Linked DNA regions of Mus musculus: region 2 is linked to region 1. Evidence: chromatin contacts called from ENCODE Hi-C or POLR2A ChIA-PET data. All regions are on one chromosome and are shown on one strand. The core of a region is the stretch at or near the end of the contact, and the rest is flanking DNA. Distances in the headings are between cores, read along the strand shown. Region 1 holds the start of Pik3r1 (phosphoinositide-3-kinase regulatory subunit 1). Region 2 has its middle 44 kb from the start of Pik3r1.

The links. A loop is a pair of places that touch in the nucleus more often than their neighbours do. ChIA-PET counts read pairs that join two places held with the same protein, here RNA polymerase II (POLR2A).
Region 2: a map of left cerebral cortex shows a loop between it and region 1 (7-fold over the local background). The contact joins the enhancer-like site here to the promoter of Pik3r1 in region 1. A Hi-C loop is called at or near these places in 9 of 37 maps with a recorded cell type or tissue (gastrocnemius, heart and left cerebral cortex). POLR2A ChIA-PET finds 5 or more read pairs at or near these places in 4 of 5 experiments (Patski and embryonic stem cell).

What each region holds. Positions count from the first base shown.
Region 1 is chr13:101,766,666-101,770,184 of GRCm38, reverse strand. Pik3r1 (phosphoinositide-3-kinase regulatory subunit 1) reads left to right here and starts at 1,968. Exons shown (of 16, transcript NM_001077495.2): 1 at 1,968-2,208.
Region 2 is chr13:101,810,607-101,814,518 of GRCm38, reverse strand. No RefSeq gene overlaps it. Among named protein-coding and RNA genes, the nearest start is that of Pik3r1, 44 kb to the right of the region's middle. Within about 2 kb of position 2,426, at least 2 of the 3 ENCODE cell types and tissues checked have a DNase peak (open chromatin) inside an H3K27ac peak, as active enhancers do; they include gastrocnemius and left cerebral cortex, where a contact is called at or near this core.

The DNA.
Region 1 (3,519 bases), core at 719-3,218:
ATAGCTGGCCACCTTATGCCCTCAATCAGATAAGAGCAACCAGTAATGCATGCATGCATAGCCCTCATTTTTTGTCTCCATTCGTACAGTACAGAATTTCCTGCCCTAGGTGTGATTCTACTCATAATTAAGATGGATCTCCCTACACAAATTAACATAATCTATATTCAGAGAGATTCTATAAAGACTAGGCTGGTTTGAACTCGAGACTATGGCTTCAGCTTCAAAGTGCTGGGATTACAGACTTGTCACCACATCCTGAATGGTAGGCAAATTCTTTATTTTATTTTTTATTAGATATTTTCTTTATATAAATTTCAAATGCTATCCTGAAAGTTCCCTATATCCTCCCCCCGCCCTGCTCCCCTACCCACCCACTCTGCTTCTTGGCCCTGGCATTCCCCTGTACTGGGGCATATAAAGTTTGCAATACCAAAGGGCCTCTCTTCCCAGTGATGGCCAACTAGGCCATCTTCTGTGTAGGCAAATTCTTTTTTTTTCTTTTCTTTTCCATTTTTTTATTAGGTATTTAGCTCATTTACATTTCCAATGCTATACCAAAAGTCCCCCGTAGCCACCCACCCCCACTCCCCTACCCACCCACTCCCCCTTTTTGGCCCTGGCGTTCCCCTGTACTGGGGCATATAAAGTTTGCGTGTCCAATGGGTAGGCAAATTCTTAAATGTGATGTGGGTAGCAGCCTGCTTTTGTCTTTATTAGATACCAAGAGTACCAGAAACATTAGTACCTGAATTGTGTACTGAGATCTCTTCTTTTAGAATGGGCGTCACCTTTAAACGTGACTGCATTTGTTTAACATAAACTGTGAATTTCATTTTTTCCCTCTGCTTCCAAAACTCACAGTAATACACTACCAAATTTAGAATTTGACAACAGACTAAGTTCTTGGTTAAGAAAAAGCATTTTGTTGCCAGAATAGCTGCAAAAGGGATCTTTAGGGCAAGAAGGGTGGGTGGCTACAGGTTCCTGAACTACAAAATAAGACATATTTTGGGAGCAAAATTTAAAAAGTCCATGAGTTCTTGAACGTTTTTATGAAGACAAAACACGGGGCTATCATCCTTTCTTATCTGGGAAGGCTGAGCCATTATCACTTTTTTCTTGAGCAGCTTCCATAGTGGTTTCTACTCCAAGGATCTACATTTTTACATCTAACAAACCATAGACTTCATTTGAGTTTCTCCAGCCTATCAGAAGCGTTAGAAGGCGGTGGACTGGCTGAATGACCTACATAGGCTCTGCCTTGCAAGGACTGCCAGAGATCACCCGGTATGCGCCCTCCTCACAGAACACTCCTTTTCCTCTAGATCCCGCCTTGGTTCCTGGAGGCAGCCGTGCCAGGCTTTTGCAGGCGGCGGGCACTCGTTGCTCCAGCTCACCCTTTCACCCCTCCTTCACCCCGGGAGTGCCACGCCGGGTGGCGCGGTTTTTCTGACCACTAGGGAAGCTGGGCAGGCAAGGCCAGGAATTACAGGGCCTCCCCGCTTTGGCGAGCCCTCGCATCTGCATCTTCCTGAACCCAGCCACTGTCCTGAAGCTCTAGTGGATTCGAAAGAGGCAGGGTCTCGCAGGCAGCCGGCTGGGCTCCAGAGAGGCCTGAACTTATTTCCCACCCCCCACCCCCATCCCCATTTGAACTCCCTGCTTCGGGCCTGGGCGACGCCCCGCAGGCGAGCCAGCCCCAAGCACGCAGAGTTAGAGCGCTCCGTAGCGGAGGGCGCGCGCCGTCCAGTCGCCCGGGGCATCCCCGAGCCGGGGGCGGGGGCGAGGGCAGCGAGGGGTGCGGGGTAGGGTCGGCAGCACAGAGCGTAGCTCCTAGACCTTGGTAGCCCTCCCGGAGACTGGCAGAGGCGGAGGGCGCGGCTCGGGCGCTGGGGGGCGGGGTCTCGGGCGTTGATTGGTGTGTATCTGGGGGCGGGGCGCAGGGGCGGGCCCGGGGTGGGGCTGGCGCCTGGCGCTGGAGCTGCGCCGCTCAGGGAGAGGAGTAGCTAGCAGCTGGAGCCGAGTTGGAGGAAGCAGCGGCAGCGGCAGCGGCAGCGGTAGCGGTGAGGACGGCTGTGCAGCCAAGGAACCGGGACAGCGAAGCGACGGCAGGTCGCAGCTGGATCGCAGGAGCCTGGGAGCTGGGAGCTTCAGAGGCCGCTGAAGCCCAGGCTGGGCAGAGGAAGGAAGCGAGCCGACCCGGAGGTAGGCGGCGGCGGGTCCCGGTGTGCCCGGGAGGGGGAAGCGGTGCGAACGCGCACGGCCGCTGCTCTTCCTGTCACCGGCAGCCACTTCTGCTGCCGAGCCACTCAAGGGGAAGCGAGCAGGCTGCCAGCTCCCAGTCGCCAGCATCTCTCGGCCACTTGGAAGCCTTCTCCGGCCAGTGACCAGCTTGCTTGGTCGCAGCCACCTCCTGCTCTCATTTCCTTCGTGCCACCCCGGGCGGGCTGTGCTCGTTACCCGGAGCGTTCGGTCCTGGAGTTGCCAGCGGTCACCGGCTCCCCTCCTCCTCCGTCACCTCACGCTTCCGAGGGTCCCCGATCGCCCTGCAGCTTTCCGAAGCCGGGAGCGCGCGAGGAGAGTGCCTGGATCGCTGCCTTTGCGTTAGCGCGGCGTACCCTCCAGGCCCGGAGCCCCAGCCGGGGTCTCCGGCCAGGCTGGGCCATGGTGGTCCCCGGAGCTCGCCCCCAGCCCCCGCCCTCCGAAGTTTGCCTCCCTCCTCTTCCGGGGTGGGGGAAGTGCTCCTCGGGGCGGTCGGTGGCTGGGGCTCTAGCTCGGCGTCTGGCGCCCGCCGGGCTTGGGCAGGTTGCTGGAGGCATAATGAGTGGGATCCTGGCACCGCCCGGAAATCCAGCTTTTCCTAACGCGGGGCGACCCTGGAAGGACCTGCCCAGCACTAAGCTGCCGGCCAGGGAGAACCGGCCCGCGTGCAAGCCAGAGCTAAAATATCTGGGGGAATTGTCTGCAAGCTACTTCCTTCCCAAAGGCAGAAACTGCCCGGCAGATCACGAGACAAAGAGAATAGAAACGCTCTGACCAGGCACGCATGTACAGAAATGCATTTTAGTAACCAGCTTTCGCGCACAATAACGCAAGGGTGTGAGCGGAGTGGCTGTGACATGTTGAATGCTGTGTGCCGGCACTGTATTCAGGGGAATTCTGCTCCTGGCGCTAGTAATACCGGAAAGGTCTCACTTCCACCGTTAATTCTTGAAGAAGCTGCAGGCTCTATTGCTGTACTGGTGTGAATTTATGCTTTATTTAGGGGTTTCATGATTTTAGGACTTAATTTTCCCCCTTTTCTTTTCCTGTCTTTTTCCTCTTTGTCAGACAGTGTGAAATAGGAAAGGATGAAGCAGTTCCGGGTTTTAAGTGTAGCATGAGATTGTCATTTCAGTGAGATCGAGTTTCAAGTTTTAGGTGGTAGGGTTACTCACAAAGCTGGTTGACCTAGGCTCCTTGTGCAAGCCTCTCTTAATATTTCATTAGCTTGTGTTCCATGTTGGGCATTTGAAA
Region 2 (3,912 bases), core at 1,177-3,676, 44 kb before region 1:
CAGGACTTTAAGCCTCTTCTGCCTTAAGTTTCTGAATTTATGAACTAGAAAGAACATAGTTCAGTCATCTCGCTGATATTTGTTGACATTAGGTGATTGTTCTTAATGACTTAAGTATGCTAATGGTATTGTATTGCCTTTAAATGAGTCCTTCTAGTTTATAAATGCATGCTACAATATTTATGAATAAAAGTGTATTAGACTTGCTTCAAAATAATGAAGGGAGAAATGTCTAAGGGAGTGTATAAAACAAGGACAACCTTGAGTTGACAATGGTCATAACTGAGCAATGAGTATAAGGGGCTCACTGTGTGAGTCTCTCTTCTTTGTGTATTCTGTTTTTTTTTTCCCTAACTAACAGTATTTTGGATTTCTTTTTCCAAGAGACTATGGTTAGGTAAGAATAAAGCATTCTCCGTTAATATTGTGTAGCAACTACATAATTCCCTGACTGCAGGTCCCAGCTGGAGAGCCAGTGGTGTGGTCATGGCTGGAGTCTCACCACTATTTGTATTGGCCTTAGATGAATGACCAGGAACAAATGCTGGTAGGCAAGGAAGTAGATTTAACTAATACAGAAGAGGAAAATAATTGTCTTTTTTTTTTCTTTAAAGAGTTTTCCTAATTAAAATCTCAAAGTTTTTGAGGTCTGGAGAGACACTAGCCACCACAGATTACAGAAACTGCAAAGTCCTCACACCTGATATTCATGGCTTTCAGCCAGAAGCCACATTCTGAATGATTTCGGGAGCGTCTTTCTGCTGTTAAATGTCAGCAGCCATTTTGCCTTTATTCTGAGCTTCCGCTTTGAACACCGATGAGAAGGCGTCCGGCTTCCAGTATGGCAGGCAGGTGCTTGCTTCCATCTTTGCAAATGCCTTTTTTTTTTCCTCCTCAGATCAATTACCTGTTCAGCATTTAACCTGAAGAACTGACTGAGAGTCTCCACTATTGGTGTGTGGTCAGTACTGTCAGAGGAGCAGAGACTTAGAAGTGCTGCCTAAAAAGTTTCCTTCTCTTTTTTTTTCCCCCCTTCCCACCTCTGTCTCCATGGAGATGAGGTCAGAGGCCACAGGGAGCTCGCAGAGAGCCAGCAGCTGAGAATGAGAAGGCTCACTTAGAGAGCTCAGCTGAAAGCTATAAACTCCTTTACAAAGACCAGCTGAGTCTGTTGGCCTCCGCATCTGAGGTGCTTTTTACACTGATAAATAGGGGACTTTTTGTTTTTCTCTTTTGGGGTGTAACGGGGGCGAGGGGTGGGGGGAGAGAAGAGGTACAGCTGAGTAAAAATCAGGTTTGTCTTTACAATTAAGCTTAGTCTGTCAATTAATGGAGGAAATAATGTGTAAATACAGAAAAATCCCTTAAGAGGTGGATTTCATTTACTTAATACCTTTAAATAATAGTGTGCGTGAAAAACTAAACAGTGATCGCTCGTGTAAACCTCTGTTCTTTCAAGCTGGCTGTTTGCATACTTGAAGAAAAAAAATATATGAGCATCTTCATTGCATACTGCCAATTGTGAATGATTTTACCTGATGGAACATCGTGTCAATGCAATTCAAAATTACTGGGAAAAACAAACCTGAAGGTATAGGCAGTTGTTCTCGCCCCATGAAGAAGTTCCACAAGTTAAGGTATAGTTTACGGTCGCCCTTGTCTTTCTTGAACTGTGGCCACTGTGTCTGAGTTCTCTCCTGACCATTACAGGAAAGGACAGGGGGACTCTGAAGAGGGAGAGAGGAAGGGAAGCCAGTAAGTAATTTACTTTCTATGGCTTGCAATGAGTCACCACTTAATATGTCAAAAGGCTTTATCATTTTTATTTATTGTGTCATTTTTCACATAAACAGCTAGACATTTATTAAAACAATATAAAATGTAAATTTAGGTTTGAGAAACCCCAAGCGAGTCCTTATGAAAAGAAGATGTAAAGCAGCCCAGGTTTCCCTTTTGAATATGCTTTTTTTTTTTTTTTTTTTTTTTTTTTTTTTGCCACACATCTTTAAAGCTCACAGCTTATAAAGTCATCGTTATTCTCAAGGAGGTTTGCAAAACTCTCATCGTGTCTCTAACATTAAACAAGCCAGTTGTTAGCTTTAGCCTTCAGTCACACAAGCACTCCGAATCTTCTAGAAAGTTGTTTCAGCGAACATCAGAACCACAGTCTCTCTAGCTGCCGTGAGATCTCTCTTTCCCCTGATCTTCTGTCTTGGTACCCCCTCCAAATCCCCGCCAGCCTCGCCCCTCACCCTTTCTTTCTCCCGTCTGTGCTGAGCCTTCTCTGTCCTGGGCTGAGCCCTCTCTGTCCTGGGCTGAGCCCTCCTTTTATCCCACTTCCCTCTGCTCTCAGAAGTGAAACAGAACATCGTGTTCCCAAGCTGCCCAGCACACATGCCTCAGGATGCTGCCAAGTTCACAGCTGACCAATTGGCCTACTTTAGAGGGCTTGCATTTAGAAGATTTACAACCTTTATTCCCACTGCCCATCCTCAACCCTCATCCCCGTAAGCGCAATAAAGACTGTGTCAAATGTACTGATAAATCAAGAGCTCTTTGGTTTCGTTGCAACAAAATGGGCAGGCAGTTCTCTTCCGTGGCTTGCAGCCCTGCGGTTCACTCCCGAGGAAATGGAAAACATTGGCTGGTGTGGTTCACAGAGACGTTTGGAAGCAGCTGCCTCTGAATTCGGAACTCATTTCTAAAGAAATATACTGATGAAATGAGATGGTTTTCAATCAGGGCAAGGGGCTATCCATCTTTTAATTTCTTTCCAAAAAACAGGCTCAGGCAAACTGGCCTTCTTCCCATTTAGAAGACGGGGTTGGGCCTGCCTTTTCCACCGAGGTCGGGATAGGCAGCTTTGGTAGACGTTAAGTACTTTGAGCACCCTTGTTTGGCTTTTCAGTAAAGACCAGTAAGAATGAGAATTTAATAGAGTTGTTTTGCTTTGGTTCGGTTTTGGTTTTTGTGTTTCTAAGCAGATAAAGGAATTGTTTTCTCTTGGAGCCGGTGATTTCTTATTTATTATCTATCTGGTACAGTTCATTAAAATCTATTTTCTCTTGAGGGCAGACCCAGGTTTTCATAAAGCTGGTAAAACATGGCACCTTTGTTATGAGCAAGGATATTAAATTAGGCTCAAGAGCGAATGTCTATTTTAAAATAAATAAGAAAGTCACAACTTCTTACAAATAATAGAAGGCACCCAGAAGATGATACAAATAGTAATATAAATATAATAATATAAATAATTGGCATTAAGTAATAGCCAATGGTTTATTACAGTTTAACCGTTCAGCTCACTTATAAATTTGTTGTAATACTTTCTCATCTGTCCCTTCATGGCACGACCTGTAGAATGCTGTTTCATGTAGAGAGATGATTTCTGCCTTTCTTTCGGCAGAGTAGATGGAGTTTTTACATTTTATTTGATTTATGTATTTATTTGGTTATTGGTGGATTAGAAAAGGTCCTTTGCCTTCAGAACTCACTAGTCATGGCGCAGCTGAAACGTCTCCCGGGAGCTCCAGGGTGCTTCTTTGGAAAAGTCCCTTTGATCTCTCCGGGCAGAGCTCCAGACACCCTTTGGCCATAGCTTCAGTGACTGGCTTGGTCTTGTTGGGTGACCTCCGTGGGAGAACAGGGCACAAAACACTTGTGGCAGAACCTGGGTCTGGAGGCCCTTGGCAGAGTGGTGCCCATCTCACTCCAAGCCTTCTTTGATGGTGCCAAAGTTGGATTCCAGACTCTTGGGCAGGCACAACGTGGTAGAGGGAAGCAAACTGGAGGGAGCTCTGGGGGAACACGCCTGTCCTGCTCAGGCTGATCCCTAAGTGGGACATGTTCTTTATACCCATCCTCCTATCCCAGTCACTGACAAGGGCACATAGGACCCGAGGTGGAGAGCAT